Regions from separate parts of the Homo sapiens genome. Here region 1 is linked to region 2. Evidence: read pairs that join two places in POLR2A ChIA-PET (ENCODE). Cell type or tissue: HCT116. All regions are shown on one strand. Links, peaks and the distances in the headings refer to the core of each region. The heading gives the core; the rest is flanking DNA. Region 1 has its middle 47 kb from the start of EZH2. Region 2 overlaps ZNF398 (zinc finger protein 398).

The links. Peaks named below come from ENCODE experiments on the same cell type or tissue, not always from the same donor. Only the 100,000 strongest peaks of a DNase experiment are listed, where the experiment ranks them.
Region 1: POLR2A ChIA-PET joins it to region 2 with 5 read pairs; 2 of 35 experiments call an interaction of 5 or more read pairs at or near these places.

Annotation. Positions count from the first base shown.
Region 1 is chr7:148,926,879-148,935,208 of GRCh38, reverse strand. No RefSeq gene overlaps it. Among named protein-coding and RNA genes, the nearest start is that of EZH2, 47 kb to the right of the region's middle. RefSeq lists an enhancer at 5,264-6,069. In HCT116, for the core only: no CTCF peak of the experiment used is centred there; no DNase peak of the experiment used is centred there.
Region 2 is chr7:149,157,101-149,165,430 of GRCh38, reverse strand. All of the region lies in intron 2 of ZNF398 (zinc finger protein 398), which reads right to left. It also overlaps the pseudogene LOC100420549. Among named protein-coding and RNA genes, the nearest start is that of ZNF398, 14 kb to the right of the region's middle. RefSeq lists enhancers at 3,831-3,980, 5,445-5,504, 7,597-8,164, 8,165-8,330. In HCT116, for the core only: no CTCF peak of the experiment used is centred there; no DNase peak of the experiment used is centred there; H3K27ac peaks cover 382 bases.

The DNA.
Region 1 (8,330 bases), core at 99-8,098, 230 kb after region 2:
GGATCACCTGAGGTCAGGAGTTTGAGACCAGCCTGGTCAACATGGTGAAACCCCATCTCTACTAAAAATACAAAAATCAGCACGCCTGTAATCCCAGCTACTCGGGAGGCTGAGGCAGGAGAATCGCTTGAACCCAGGAGGTGGAGGTTGCAGTGAGATGAGATCATGCCATTGCACTCCAGCCTGGGCAACAAGAGCGAAACTCCATCTCAAAAACAAAAAACAAAAACAAAAACAAACGTTAAAGGCCAGGCACAGTGGCTCACGCCTGTAATCCAGCACTTTGGGAGGCCGAGCTGAGTGGATCACTTGAGGTCAGGAGTTCCAGACCAGCCTGGCCAACATGGTGAAACCCTGTCTCTATTAAAAATACAAAAATTAGCTGGGCGTGGTGGCGGGCACCTGTAGTCCCAGCTATTTGGGAGGCTGAGGCAGGAGAATTGCTTGAACCCAGGAGGCAGAGGTTACAGTAAGCCGAGATTGTGCCATTGCACTCCAACCTGGGTGTCAGAGCAAGACTCCATCTCAAAAAAAATAAATACATAAAGTTAAAGTGGGCACGCGTGGTGGCTCATGCCTATAATGGTGGCTCACACCTGTAATCCCAGCACTCTGAGAGGCTGTGGTGGGAGGGTTGCTTGAGTTTAGGAGGTCAAGGCCAGCCTGTGTGAGACCCTATCTAAGTTAAAGCACTTCCCCGTACGTTTAAAATCTCTTCATGGGCATCGTTTTCCTTGCTGTGGCCTGCCTGCCTTTTACTCAGTCATACCCCCACTGGTGAACACGCCAGTGACTTCCAGTTTTCACTGTTTTACATAATGCCAACATGTACATCTGAGTTCATGACTCTCAACTGGGTTATTTCCTTAGTATTTTTGGAAGTGAAATCACCAGGTCTCAGCATACTCTTCAGGTTATCGTAACATCTTGCCAAGGACTTCTCAGAAAGACTATGAGCATGAATAGAGGGTTCTTGACTAGTGCCTCACCTTAGTGAGGTTTTTGGGAATGACCATTTTTCTTTTTTTTTTTGAGACAGTTTCGCTTTTGTTGCACAGGCTGGAGTGCAGTGGCATGACCTTGGTTCACTGCAACCTCTGCCTCTAGGGTTCAAGTGATTCTCCTGCCTCAGCCTCCTGAGTAGCTGGGACTACAGGCATCTGCCACCATGCCCAGCTACGTTTTTGTATTTTTAGTAGAGATTGGGTTTCACTATGTTGGCCAGGCTGGTCTCGAACTCCCAACCTCAGGTGATCCACCTGCCTCGGCCTCCCAAAGTGCTGGGATTACAGGCGTGAGCCACTGTGCCCAGTCATGACGATTTTTCTTTTTCTTAATCTTTGAACATTTGAATGGTGGCAGTGGTTTCTTGTGGCTTTAATTTGCATTTTTAATTTAATTTAATTTAATTTTTTGAGGCAGGGTCTCGCCCTGTCACCCAGGCTGGAGTGCAGTGGCATGATCACAGCTCAATGCAGCCTCAACCTCCCGGGTTCAAGCGATCCTTCCACCACAGTCTCCGGAGTAGCTGGGACTACAGGTGTATGCCAGCATGCCCAGCTCATTTAATTTGCATTTGTTTGATTTGCAGTCAGCATGAACTTTTTCCATGTTTACTAAACATTTCCCCTTGAATGCTTTCCTTATTATTTGCATATGCTCTAATATATATATATATATTTTCTTGAGATGGAGTCTCACTCTGTCACCCAGGCTGGAGTGCGGTGGCACGATCTCAGCTCGCTGCAACCTCCACCTCCCAGGTTCAAGCGATTCTCATGCCTCAGCCTCCAGAGTGGGATTACAAGCTCGCACCACCACACCCAGCTATTTTTTGGTATTTTTAGTAGGGGTTTCATCGTGTTTGTGAGGCTGGTCTCGAACTCCTGACCTCAAATGATCCGCCTGCCTCAGCCTCCCAAAGTGCTGAGATTACAAGCATGAGCCACCCGCCCCCCGCCTCTCTAATATAAATTTTTGAATAATTAGCTGAATCTGTAGCATACGCTGAAAACCTTTCCCTTGTTTGTTGCTTGCCTTTAATTGTATGATGTTTTAATACATAAACATTTTAGTTTTTAGCAGTCACGTCATTTACTCTATGGTTTCTTCCATTGTTTTTAAGTGTAGAACGTTCTTCCCATTGATAATTCAGTTAAATATTCCCTTACCTTTTTTTTCTAGATTTTGCTCTTATTTTCACTTAACTGTTTAATAATTTAATTTTATTTCGATGTGAGTGATAAGAAACCAGCTTCTTATCTTTCTTGCCTAGCCCTTTCCTCTTATCTTAATTGAGATTTCTAATTTCTACGGTATTTCTTAGCTTCAAAACATCTCCAAGTAGTGTTAAATATAGTTAAATTTTACTACACTGTACGTTATTTTCTGAGAACAAATTATAGTCTTTCAAGAACTAACGGGCTAAATGACTTCAGTCAGTTCTTTTCACCTCTCTGGGCCTCAGAATCTGTAAAATGAGACTTGGAACAGATCCGCTTTTCTACCAAGTATTCCAAGGAGCACAAGTTTTTTAGGGTTGAATGAGAAAAGAATTTTGTGGTCAACTCTGTTTGGGAAATTCTCAGTTATATTAAGTGTAAGAGGAATTTTCTTTTCATTTTATTTTACATTCAGTATTATCATTTATTCAAAAGCAAGTATTGAATGCCTCCTAGGCCAGGCATTGCTAGAGGTAGAGCCCTGAGCGACAACATAGTCCTTGTCCATTGAGCAGGCCATGGATTTCAAGGATATTATGAAAGAGGAAATCTGGGACCGGGTGTGGTGGCTCACACCTGTAATCCTAGCACTTTGGGAGGCCAATGTGGGTGGATCACCTGAGGTCATGAGTTCAAGACCAGCCTGGCCAACATGGTGAAACCTGGACTAAAAATACAAAAATTTTCTGGGCGTGGTGGCGGATGCCTATAATCCCAGCTACTGGGGAGGCTGAGGCAGGAGAATCACTTGAACCCAGGGGGCTGAGGTTGCAGTGAGCTGAGATTGCACCATTGCACTCCAGCCTGGGCAAAAAGAGCGAAACTCCATCTCAAAAAAAAAAAAAGGAAAATGGGAGTGCATGGCAGGGGGCATCCTCAAAGAAGTGCTGAGCCCCACAGGATGAGGAGGAGTTGCCCAGGTTATGATCGAGAGTGGCAGAGAAAAAGAGCAAATGCCCCTATTGAGAGAGCGTGGAACATTGGAGACACTGGGGAAGTCCAGCCTGAAGCCAGATGGATAGGGAGCTCAGAGGCCTTTTTAGGGATTTTGAACTTTATTCTCAGGGAGACATGAAACTATTGAAGATTTTCATCAGGGGAGTGATATATCTGTTTTTCTGGGAGCTTCTGGCTGCTTTGTAGAGAAGAGGGAGAGGGAGGCAGAACCATTAGGAGGCCCAAGGTGTTTTAGGGGAGAGACGTCATGCTGGCAGTTCTGAGTAATGGAGTGAAAATGGGGCAAAAGTGGACAGATTTCAGAACAGTTTTGGAGATGTAATTGCAAGAAGTAAGAGAAAGCTAAAAATCAGAAACGACTCCCAGATTTCTGGCTTGTGCCATTGGGTGGATACCATTTCCTGGAGTATGGAAAAAGTGATATTGACATGGAGACTATGAGGTGGAGGGCGGGATGTGTGGAGACCGATGAGCTCTCTTTTGGAGCTGATATTGTGAATCCCTAAAACAAATACTATGTAGCATCTGTCCCGTTTATTTGACCCATATGCATTTCTGTTTTTCAGACAATCTCTTGGGGCCAGGGTTCCATGGAACACATGTTGGTAAAGGCTAGTTTAGCTACTCTCAGGGGTCCTTCCCAGCTCAAATATTCTCTTTTCCCACAATGCTAATGAGAACCAGAAAGTGAACTGCATTGGCTGATGTTTTAAATAAACTTTTTAATTGAATTGTGAAAAAGATGTAGAAGATGCTCACCTCCTAAGTGCAGAGCTTGATGAATTTTTACATAGTGTGCATACCCGTGTAACCACTGCCTAGAGCAAGACAGCATACATTATTGCAGATGCCTCCCAGAGTGCTTGATTTTTAAGTATGAAAAGCTTTGGAGGAGTGGGCCATTTGGCTGAACCATCACTTCCATTCTGTCTTCCAGGACAAGTTTGAGGATACAGTGGTACAGAGCAGCTCAGACTCTGAGTGCAGCAGGAGTCTGGTGCACTTGGCCTCTTTTTCTTGGAAAGGGCATTAAAAACTAATGGATGAAGTGAAGGATGTTCATCCGGAGTTGGCCTCACCTGCCAAGTGGCCTTTGTGTGAAGATCTCAGGAAGGAAGGGAAGGCCCCTCATCCATTTGTCAAATAAGCCCCAGCAACCCTTGTTGCCTGAGGTTAACAATGACACAGTTTAGGGTCGACAGATATTGATAGGGTTAATGAGTGAATGACTACCAGAATCTCTGCTTCCTGCCCAGGTTCTAGTCTGCAGATGCCAATGCCTCTGAGAAAGCAGCGTTCACTGGCAGCTCAGTATCAAACTCCAAATGAGAGAGTAAACGAACACATGAATGAATTCATTTCCTGGACCGAAACGTTCCTCCCCTACCTCTTTCTCTGATGACTCTTCTATCTGCCTGGCCCTAATTTAATTGTCTCCCCACTCCAAGAAGCTATCCCTGAGCCCAGATGGTGTCAGGTCCTCTCCTCATATACTCTCCCAGCACCTTATACTTCCTAATGCTTGCACCACTGCTGTTAACAACGGTTCGCTGCCCTATGCGCACAGAAGCCAACAGCTAGGCAGGAAAGACATTTTTTTTTGTTTTGTTTTTGTTTTAATTAATTAATTTTTTTTTTTTTTAGACGGAGTTTCACTCTTGTCGCCCAGGCTGAAGTGCAGTAGAGCGATCTCGGCTCACTGCAACCTTTGCCTCCCAGGTTCAAGAGATTCTCCTGCCTCAGCCTCCTGAATAGCTGAGATTACAGGCATGTGCCACCACACCCAGCTGATTTTTGTATTTTTAGTAGAGGAGGAGTTTCTCCATGTTGGCCGGGCTGATCTGGAACTCCTGACCTCAGGTGATCCACTCGCCTCGGCCTTCCAAAGTGCTGGGATTACAGGCATGAGCCACTGCGCCCGGCTGGCTTTTTTTTTTTTTTTTTTTTTTTTTTTGAGATGGGGGTCTCACTATATTGACCAAGCTGGTCTCCAACTTCTTGCCTCAAGCGATCCTCCCATCTTGGCCTCCCAGAGTGCTGGGATTACAGGCGTGAGGCACGGTGCCTGGCTGAGACAGGAAAGGCTTTATTGCAAAACCTGCCAGCAAGGAGATGGGAATTGGGCTTAAATCTGTCTCCCTGACTTGGGGTCTGGGGCAAGTTTATGGGCTCGGAGGGAGAGGGAAAGGATTTGGGAATGTTGGCTGGACAGGGTCCAATTGGAAGGCTTCAAATTTGGCCATTTATGGTAAGGTATGTGGAGGCCAATTTTAGTCCCGGATCTTCCGGCCACTGGACCCCTCGCTTCTGGAAGAGTTCCGGAGTTCGGGTTCCGGTCATGTCTCAGTCTTCTTGGTTCCGAAACGAGGAATCGTAGGTTCCGGGTGTTGTTAGAGGGTCCAGCGTTTTCTATTGCGCCTGCCTGGGCTCCATGACGTGAGAGCTTTTTGGCTGTGTTGTACCTTCAAGGTAACTGACCATTTTGTTATCAACAGAGTAGGCCCAGTGTGGGCTGGTCTCAAGGTAACACAACCGTCAGCAAATAGAAGGCCCCTAGAGGTTGTCCCATGCCTGAGAGGAGGCCTAATGAGGAAGCCGCCCAGAGCAGGGCCACTGACCTTGGACTTCCCGGGCTCAGGTCTTGGCTTCCTCTGTTGCTCACCAGCTTGTGCCTTTAGGCAGGTTACTTACTTTCTCTGTGCCTCGGTTCCTTTGTCAGCTGAATGAGGGCGAGTACAGTACCTACCTGAGTCATGCCATGGATATTAAAGGAGAGGATATTTATGAACAGTGCTCAGTGCAGTGTCTGGGGCATGGGAGGTGCTCAAAAAACACTTGCTGTGTGAGTGAACGTTGAGTTACTGTTAGACTGAGGGGAGGTGGAAGGTCCTATGGGGTCTGAAAAAGGAGAGAGGTGGAAAAAGCAGGGGTTTGGGGGTGGGAAGGAGGGTGACAATGAAGGAGAGCATGGGATAATGCCACAGAAGGCGACTGCGACTTTTTTTTTTTTTTTTTTGAGACGGAGTCTCGCTCTGTCGCGCTGGCTGGAGTGCAGTGGCGCCATCTCGGCTCACTGCAAGCTCCACCTCCCGGGTTCACGCCATTCTCCTGCCTCAGCCTCCCAAGTAGCTGGGACTACAGCCGCCCGCTACCACGCCCGGCTAATTTTTTTGTCTTTTTAGTAGAGACGGGGTTTCACCGTGTTAGCCAGGATGGTCTCCATCTCCTGACCTCGTGATCCACCCGCCTCGGCCTCCCAAAGTGCTGGGATTACAGGCGTGAGCCACCGCGCCTAGCCAGGAGACTGCGACTTCTAATACACTTTCATTTTAGGATAGGGCCTGACTTGCTTTTACCCATAAAAAAAATGCCTCTTAGCATTTGCCCAAGTTAGAATGAATCTGGCCTTGGAGATAAAGAAGCCATTGTTTTCATGTAGATGTCACGAAGTCTGTCTCTTCTTAACGCTACTTCCTGCCTTGGGAATTTGGGCAGGGGGATCACCTAGGTTGGACTAGGCTTGGCTGCTGGTGCCTACCCTGTTGGATAACCTGGCGATAAGGAGAGAAGAAAGGGTGGGGCCCATCCCAGAGTGTTTACCTGTGATCCCTGCAGATGTTCCCAGTGGGGGAAGTACTCATGGACCATCACACCTTCTTCTCCAATTCCCTTTATATTTTTATTTATTTATTTATTTATTTATTTTTGAGACGGAGTCTCGCTCTGTCGCCCAGGCTGGAGCGCAGTGGCGCGGTCTCAGCTCACTGCACCCTCTGCCTCCCAGGTTCAAGCGATTCTCCTGCCTCAGTTTCCCGAGTAGCTGGGATTACAGGTGTGCGCCACCTTGCCTGGCTAGTTTTTTGAATTTTTAGTAGAGATGGGGTTTCACTGTGTTAGCCAGGCTCAGGTGATCTGCCCGCCTTGGCCTCCCAAAGTGCTGGGATTATAGGCATGAGCCACCATGCCCGGCCCAATTCCCTTTTTAAATTTAGATGTTTATGGACTTGATCTCATTCTACCTGAAAATATTTTTAAGGGTGGGAGGTGGAAGCAGAAAGGGATTTACAGAAAAGATACATTTGGTCATTTATTTTCTGGCCTACTTAAGATGTGGTTTTGAAGACAGCAGAGGCCTATGATCTGTTGGCTCTCTAGATGGCTTCCAGCCCTGTGACTCTATGATCTAATAGAATTTATAGCATTAAATATTCCAGTAGTGACTTGCAAAGATTGCTTTGAAGGGATTACAGATGGTTCTGTAAGTATATACTTTTAGAAGAACATAATGCAATTTGCTTTCTAGCCCAAAGCCCTAAAAATAATTAGGTAGGAGTTCAGACAAGTGTTAAAAGACAGTTGTTTCTGGTGAATCCAAGTGGCTTTTAAAAAAATCAATTTCACTTCTCATCAGAGGAGGGCTTGCATTTTAGATTGCTCATGGTTTGTTGAATAGCGACGCCCAACGAGCACACTGGCATTAAAAAAAAGTAAGCAATGAGAAAAATTAGTGTGATATTCCAAGCTCAAATTAAGTATAATAGAGTGAGGAAAAGAATTTCAGAATGCTGGAGTGAGTAATGTAACTGAGACCTAAGCACTCGCCTTTAGGGATTCTTACTTGGTCCAATTGTGACTTTAACATATGTCTTCCATCTGTCTCTGTCTGTTGCCCCTCATGCCTTGGAATAGTTCTGGCCCATCTGGTTTCCTTTCATGGGATCCGAGGGAGACTTTCTCAGTGAAGTGCGGGTCAGAGTTCAGTTTTGGCTGCACATAGAGAGGTGGAGATCACTCAAGGAGGAAGAGAAGGAACTAAGGACATGCCAGCAGTGAGGGTCCGGCTGCCAAGGGCTCTCGGGGGTGGGCCCCCGAAGATATTTGGCAGGCGAGAGGGAACCATTCAGGAGCTTTCTTTTCCATAACTTTTTATAATAAAAAGAGCAAAACGTTAACATAGAAAAACTAGAAAAAACAGAATAGTATAAAGAGGGAGACAAACATCCCTTGTAATCTTATCTCTCATTGTGGGGTTTTCTGTTTTTCTTTTTGGTTAGGGAGAGATGTGAAAGTGATACTCTTAGAACAGTAACTTGTTAGATGGTAGTAGGTGTTATGGGGCAGGGGGAAATTCAGTAAGGAGGCAGACTGGGA
Region 2 (8,330 bases), core at 324-8,323:
TTTCCTGTTTTTCTGGGCAACTGCAGCTCACTGCAATTTCTCTTTAGCTTGACTGTACATTTCCCTGAGATACATTCATGAAGCATATGCTTTTCTTCTAACTGCTGTGTCTGTTCTTTTTCCAATGTCTTTTTGACTTCTAGTTAGACTTTCTCAGCTTGATTTCTTATATTTCAGCATTCCTGTTTTAATGTCTCCATCGTTTCTTTCAGCATTCGGTTCGAACTCTGCAAGTGAGGTAACTTGGATCTGAAAACTACTGATTTACTATTCCAGGTCAAAATTTTCGTTTTTTTCTTCCTCTGCATTTTCTTTCTTTCTTTTCTTTTTTTTTTTTAGAGACAGAGTCTCGCTGTACACCCAGGCTGGAGTGCAGTGGCGCGATCTCGTCTCACTGCAACCTCTGCCTCCCGAGTTCAAGCAATTCTCCTGCCTCAGCCTCCCAAGTAGCCAGGATTACGGGCACCCGCCACCACACACCGCTAATTCTTGTATTTTTAGTAGAAATGGGGTTTCACCACGTTGGTCAGGCTGGTCTCGAGTTCCTGACCTCGTGATCCACCTGCCTCAGCCTCCCAAAGTGCTGGGATTACAGGTGTGAGCCACCGTGCCCGGCCTCCCACAATTTCTTTTCACACTGATGCTTTTCACATTGCTTGCAGACATCATGATCCACTTTCATTTTCTATCTGCTAACTTGTTTTCAAATTCTAGCTTTTCATCCTGTAATGCCAGAAGTCTTTTACAACCTTCTTCCTTGGCATCTGGTGCCTTACATATTAATATATGATCTTTTTTTACTAAGGGCACTTTGTGGTGTTCAATAGCTGGTCTCAGAATTTCATTGTCTGACAGTAAACCATCCAGTTCACTTTGAATCTTTTTCCTTTCCCTTTCTAGCTCACTCTTGCTGCCTCTAGTTTCATGGCTGTTATTTCTAGTATGCTTGAAAGTTTCGTTCTTTGACTTTAGTGCTCAGTGTATTTCTTTCTTTCTCTTTTTTTATTTTTATTTTTATTTTTTTGAGACGGAGTCTTGCTCTGTCACCCAGGCTGGAGTGCAGTGGTGCGATCTTGGCTCACTGAAAGCTCTGCCTCCCGGGTTCACGCCCTTCTCCTGCCTCAGCCTCCCAAGTAGCTGGGACTACAGGCGCCCACCACCACGCCCGGCTAATTTTTTGTATTTTTAGTAGAGATGGGGTTTCACCGTGTTAGCCAGGATGGTCTCGATCTCCTGACCTTGTGATCTGCCCGCCTCGGCCTCCCAAAGTGCTGGGATTACAGGCTCAAGCCACTGCGCCCGGCCCTCTTTCTTTTTTTAAGATGGAGTCTTGCTCCATCACCCAGGCTGGAGTGCAGTGACGCTATCTCGGCTCACTGCAACCTCTGTCTCCTGGGTTCAAGCAATCCTCCTGCCTCAGCCTCCCAAGTAGCTGGGATTACAGGTGCACACCATCACGCCTGGCTCATTTTTGTATTTTTAGTAGACACGGGGTTTCACCATATTGGTCAGGTGGGGCTCGACTCCTGACCTCAAATGATTCACCTACCTCAGCCTCCCAAAGTGCTGGGATTACAGGCGTGAGCCACCGCCACCACTCCCAGCCTGGTCAGGGTATTTCTTTCTTGTTCAGTTTTATGTAATCTTTAATGATTAAAAAGGTACTTTGGCCAGGCGCAGTGGCTCCTAGAACTTTGGAAGGCCAAGGCGGGTGGATCACCCAAGGTCAGCAGTTTGAGGCCAGCCTGACCAACATGGCGAAACCCTGTCTCTACTAAAAACACAAAAATTAGCTGGGCTTGGCCGGGCGCGGTGGCTCACCTGAGGTCGGGAGTTCAAGACCAGCCTGACCAATATGGAGAAACCCCGTCTCTACTAAAAATACAAAATTAGCCAGGGGCGTGGTGGCACAGGCCTGTAGTCCCAACTACCTGGGAGGCTGAGGCAGGAGAATCGCTTGAACTCGGGAGGCGGAGGTTGCGGTGAGCCGAGATCACACCATTGTACTTCAGCCTGCACGACAAGGGCAAAACTCCATCTCAAAAAAAAAAAAAAAAAATTAGCTGGGCATGATGGCGCATGCCTGTAATCCCAGCTACTCAAGAGGCTGAGGCAGGAGAATCGCTTGAACCTGGGAGGCGGAGGTTCCAGTGAGCTGAGATCACGCCACTGCACTCCAGCCTGGGCGACAGGAGTGAAACTCTGTCTGAAAAAAACAAACAAACAAACAAACAAAACAGGTATTTTGTTCATTGTTTGATTGTGGCTCTTTTTCCGAGCATTTAACCTACAGTTTACGTGACATTTTTGGCCTACTGGGACCTGACTGTAACTGCATCTCAGCCAACTGTCACACCTGTATTCTTAGGACGTTTTCTAACTGAGCACCAGAATTCTCTTTTTCAGCCGTTAAATCTGCTACTTCAGCCTCTGAATGAATATATATATATTTTTTGAGACAGACTCTCGCTCTGTTGCCCAGGCTGGAGTGCAATGGCACGATCTCAGCTCACTGCAACCTCCGCCGCCCCCCTCCCCCCACCCAGGGGTTTGCCATGTTGGCCAGGCTAGTCTCAAACTCCTGACCTCAGGCGATCTGCCCACCTCGGCCTCCCAAAGTGCTGGGAGTACAGGCGTGAACCACTGTGCCCAGCCAGCCTATGAATTATTTTAATTTCTGAAACAAATGGACTTTTTCTCAAACAAGTTCCTCTACTCATTTGTTGCCTCTTGTGGGATCAACACTAAGCAGCTGGTTATATAGTTCTACATCTTTCCCCAGTCTTGCAATCTATAATTCAGGCCAGGTGCACTGGCTCATGCCTGTAATCTCAGCACTTTGGGAGGCCAAGGCAGGAGCATCACTTGAGGTTAGGAGTTCGAAACCAGCCTGGACAACATAGTGAGATCCTGTCTGTATAAAGAAATTTAAAAATTAGCCAGCTGTGGGGCCAGGCACAGTGTCTCACACCTGTAATCCCAGCACTTTGAGAGGCCGAGGCGGGCGGATCACGAGGTCAGGAGATCGAGACCATCCTGGCTAACATGGTGAAACCCTGTCTCTACTAAAAATATAAAAAAATTAGCCAGGCGTGGTGGCAGGCGCCTGTAGTCCCAGCTACTCGGGAGGCTGCGGCAGGAGAATGGCGTGAACCCAGGAGGCGAAGGTTACAGTGAGCCGAGACTGCGCCACTGCACTCCAGCCTGGGCGACAGAGCGAGACTCCGACTCAAAAAAAAAAATTAACCAGCTGTGGTAATGCACACCTGTAGTCCCAGCCACTCGGGAGGCTGAGTCAAGAGTCTCACTTGAGCCTTAAGGCTGCAGTGAGCCAAGATAGCACCACTGCACTCCAGCCCAGGCGAGAGCAAGACCCTGTCTTGAAAAATATATAAATAAGTAAAAATAAAAATAAATCTCTAATTCAAATTTTAGAGTTTTTTTCTAAACTACATGTAAATTCTTCTTCCTAGTGTTTCAGATTCTATTTAAGAAATGTATGTTTATAGCAAAGCTTGCAGCTCTATACTTTTCCACTTCTTCATCCCAATTGCAAAAACACTGGAGTTTCTAATTCTTGCTGTATTTGGGCTTTTAACAATTCCCCTTTTTTTTTTTTTTTGGAGTTAATTACCTGCAGCTTCATTTCTTCTAAGTCCTTAGCTTTTCTACTAATTCCCCTCTTAGTTCTTCAAGCAGGAGCTGAAGTTTTTCCTGGTATGTTTGCTTTTCATTTAATAGGCACTTGAGTACTTTTTGCGACTTTATGTACTCATCCTGCCACCTTGTATGCTTGTATGTTAGGCATTCAGAATCTGGTAACTAGTTGTTTTTGGTTTTGGTTTTGTTTTGTTTTGCTTGTTTTTAAGACAGGGTCTCACTCTGTCATCCAAACTGGGGTGCAGTGATGTGATCATTGCTCACTATAGCCTCGACCTCCTGAGCTCAGGTCATCCTCCGATTTCAGCTTCCTGAGTAGCTGGGACGAGTCAGGAAGTGACATGCCACTATGGCGAGTCAATCTTTAGAAACATAATTTTTGTAGGGATGGGTCTGGCTATGTTGCCCAGGCTGGTGTCCTACACCTGGCCTCAAGCAATCCTCCAACCTCAGCCTCCCAAAGCCCTGGAATTACAGGCTTGAGTCACCACACCTGGCCTAAAAACTAGTTTTTGCCTTTCCTCAATATTTTTTGGAAGTCAGGTTGTCAGCCCATTGTCTCTACTAGGAAAGAAAAAAGTTAGGAAAAGATCCTGGTGGCAAGGAGCCAGAGCAAAGAGGAGGAGGGATAGACAGGGTGAGGAGGTGGTGGTGGGACAGGGAGAAGGCAGGGCAAAGAGGAGGAGACACAGTGCCAAAGGGGCGCTGGGGAAATCTGAGGAATCCTGGGAGAGCTCCAAGGGTCAAGAGGGCAGCGTTGGGGAAAGCCCACCTCCTCCTGACAGGCCTCCTTGGGGTGCAGAGCAGAGACACCACCTCAGCCAGCAGCCCGCCCCCACTCTAGCCCCCTCAGTCTAAAAATCTTTACTGTTTACTAAGTGCCTCCTGACTGAGAAAACTATATGGGGTACTGAAAGGATACAGGAAAAATAAGGCACAGACCAATCTCTAGGAGTTCACAATGATTTCAAGAAGAAAGGTGATAATCTAAAGCTGTGAGCTTCTGGAGGGTGGAGGACTCAGAGTTACTCAGAGTTAGATACAAATGCAAAGCATACTTAATTCACACAAGAAAATATTCTGAGTATCCACTACATACAAGGTTTTCCCTAAGCATTGAGATAACTAAAATATGGTTTCTGCCCCAAAGGGGAATATGACTATCTGCAAATGAATGACATGGACAAGACATGGGGCTGGCATGACTCAAAAAGAGATGTGACTTTGGCTAGTCCTAATGGGAATGGAGAAAACATTCAAGTGAAGGAAACTGAAGAGTGCATTCAGAGGAGGACTGTGAATTCTGCCTCACTGGGGTTAAGACTGCATGTAGGGAATGGCCATATGCAGAAGAGAATCCCACTTCCTAGTATAAACTGGTCTATACTCTCAGCTCACTGCAAGCTCCGCTTCCCAGGTTCACACCATTCTCCTGCCTCAGCCTCCCAAGTAGCTGGGACTACAGGCCCCCACCACCACATCTGGCTACTTTTTTGTATTTTTAGTTGAGACCCCCGTGTCAGCCAGGATGGTCTCGATCTCCTGACCTTGTGATCCGCCCGCCTTGGCCTCCCAAAGTGCTGGGATTACAGGCGTGAGTCACCGCGCCTGGCCTAGAAAAGAGGATTTTTTTGGTGTTCCCAACACAAAGAAATGATAAATGCTTCAGGTGATAGATATGCTAATCAGCTAATTATCCTCCTTTTATCATTACACTTTATACAAATGTATCAAAGTTTCACACTGGCTGGGCCCGGTGACTCACACCTGTAGTCCCAGAACTTTGGGAGGCTGAGGAAGAAGGATCACTTGAGGTCAGGAGTTCGAGACAAGCCTGGCCAACATGGGGAAACCCCATCTCTACTAAAAATACAAAAATTAGCCAGGCATGGTGGTGCATGCTTTTAGTCCCAGCTACTCGGGACTGAGACACGAGAATCGCTTGAGCCTGGGAGGTGGAGGCTGAAGTGAGTGGAGACTGTGCCACTGCACTCCATCTTTCTAACAGAGACAGAGTGAGACTCCATCTCAAAAAAAAAAATTTTTTTTTTTTTTGAGGAAAAGTTATTTTGGACCTGGAACTTGGCATTCAAATTTAAGAGCAGAAAAAGAGCATTTTTTTTGAGACGGAGTCTCACTTTGTAGCCCAGGCTGGAGTGCAGTGGTGCGATCTCAGCTCACTGCAACCTCCACCTCCCGGGTTCACGCCATTCTCCTGCCTCAGCCTCCCGGGTAGCTGGGACTACAGGCACCCGCCACCATGCCCGGCTAATTTTTTTTGTATTTTTAGTAGAGACGGGGTTTCACCATGTTAGCCAGATGGTCTCGATCTCTTGACCTCATGATCCACCTGCCTCAGCCTCCCAAAGTACTGGGATTACAGGCGTGAGCCACCGCGCCCAGCCGAAAAAGAGCATTTTCAACAAAGCAAGGACACAAAAGTTTCTCATATTTCAATTTAGTAAATCTTTAATACATTTTGACTAGAATCAAATGCATTTTAATTTCATTAAGAAATATTTAAGAGATGGCCAGGCGCGGTGGCTCACACCTGTAATCCCAGCACTTTGGGAGACCAGGGCAGGTGCATCACTTGAGGTCAGAGTTCCTCTAAAAATTCAAAAATTAACCAGGCGTGGTGGTACACACCTGTAATCTCAGCTACTTGGGAGGCTGAGGCAGGAGAATCGTTTGACCCCGGGAAGTGGAAGTTGCAGTGAGCCGAGATCACGCCACTGCACTGCAGCCTGAGCAAGAGGGAGACTCCATCTCAAAAAAAAAAAATCTTTAAGGGAAATCACATTACTTTATAGATGATTTTAGAGTCTAAGATGGACAGTTTAACTGTTAACCACTTATTCCAGATAAGACAATAATTTTAACTTACCTTTACTATTATTCTTAAAATAAATACTAATTTTCTTTTTTTTTTTTTTTGAAACGGTGTTTCGCTCTGTCACCCAGGCTGGAGTGCAATGGCATGATCTCGGCTCACTGCAACCTCTGCCTCCTGGGTTCAAGCAATTCTCCTGCCTCAGCCTCCCGAGTAGCTGGGATTAGAGGAATGCGCCACCATGCCCAGCTAATTTTGTATTTTCAGTAGAGACAGGGTTTCACCATGTTGGTCAGGCTGGTCTCCAACTCCTGACCTCAGATGATCTGCCTGCCTAGGCCTCCCAAAGTGCTGGGATTACAGGTGTGAGATACCACGCCAGGCCATGAATACTAAATTTAAATTATCCCAAGGAACTTCTGGAGGAGCTCCAGATGCACAAACAAAATGTACTATGGAGAAGGTTCTCTATGAGAAACGGCTCCAATATCCTTCCCAGGTACTTCCTCATCTCCACCCCACTTCACAGAAAAATCTGAAAAAGTTGTTGATCATCTTTCCATTTTTTCTCTTCGCATTCACTCTTCAAAATCTGCTCCATTCAGTCTTCTATCCCACCAGTCCACACAAGCAATTATTGTAAAAGCCACCAGTGACATCTATGCAGACAAATCATACTCAATGTCCTCATCTTTCTAAACCTCCCAGTAACATATTCAACATAAATGACAACTCTCTACTTGGGATGCTTTTTTTTTCTCCTTGGCCCTGTGACACCACATACTTTCCTGTTTGTTTTTTCCTCTACCTCATCAGCCTTTCCTTCTTTTTGATTTTTATTTTTATTCGTTTTTTGGAGACGGAGTCTTGCTCTGTTGCCCAGACTGGAGTGCAATGGCACGATCTCGGCTTACTGCAACCTCCACCTCCTGGGTTCAAGCGATTCTCCTGCCACAGCCTCCCGAGTAGCTACAGGCAGGGACTACAGGCGCCTGCCACCATGAGCCACGGCGCTGGCCCAGCCTTTCCTTCTTAATCTCCTCTGCCGGCTCCTCCTACCACCGGACTTGGTCCTGGACTCTTTTTTTTTTTTTTTTTTTTGAGACAGAGTCTTACTCTGTCGCCAGGCTGGAGTGCAGTGGCACGATCTCGGCTCACTGCGACCTCCGCCTCCCGAGTTCAAGCAATTCTCCTGTCTCAGCCTCCCAAGTAGCTGGGACTACAGGCGAGCGCCACCACGCCCAGCTAATTTTTGTACTTTTAGTAGAGACGGGATTTCACCATGTTGGCCACAATGGTCTCGATCTCTTGACCTCGTGATACGCCTGCCTTGGCCTCCCAAAGTGCTGGGATTACAGGCGTGAGCCACCGCGCCCTGCTGGTCCTGGATTTTCTTTTTTTTTTTTTGAGACGGAGTCTCTGTCGCCCAGGCTGGAGTGCAGTGGCGCCATCTTGGCTCACTGCAAGCTCCGCCTCCCGGGTTCATGCCATTCTCCTGCCTCAGCCTCCCGAGTAGCTGGGACTACAGACGCTCGCCACCACGCCCGGCTAATTTTATATATTTTTTAGTAGAGACGGGGTTTCGCCGTGTTAGCTAGGATGGTCGCGATCTCCTGACCTCGTGATCCGCCCGCCTCGGCCTCCCAAAGTGCTGGGATTACAGGCATTAGCCACCGTGCCCCGCCCTGTCCTGGACTTTCTTAGTCCACTTTTAACGTCTCTCCTGAAAGTATCACAGGCATTTCAAACCTAACATTGTCAAAGGGGAACTCCTAATTTCCTCCCACCCCCAAGGCCACACTTTCCCAAGGTATTCCCCTCAAGGAAACTCCAACAC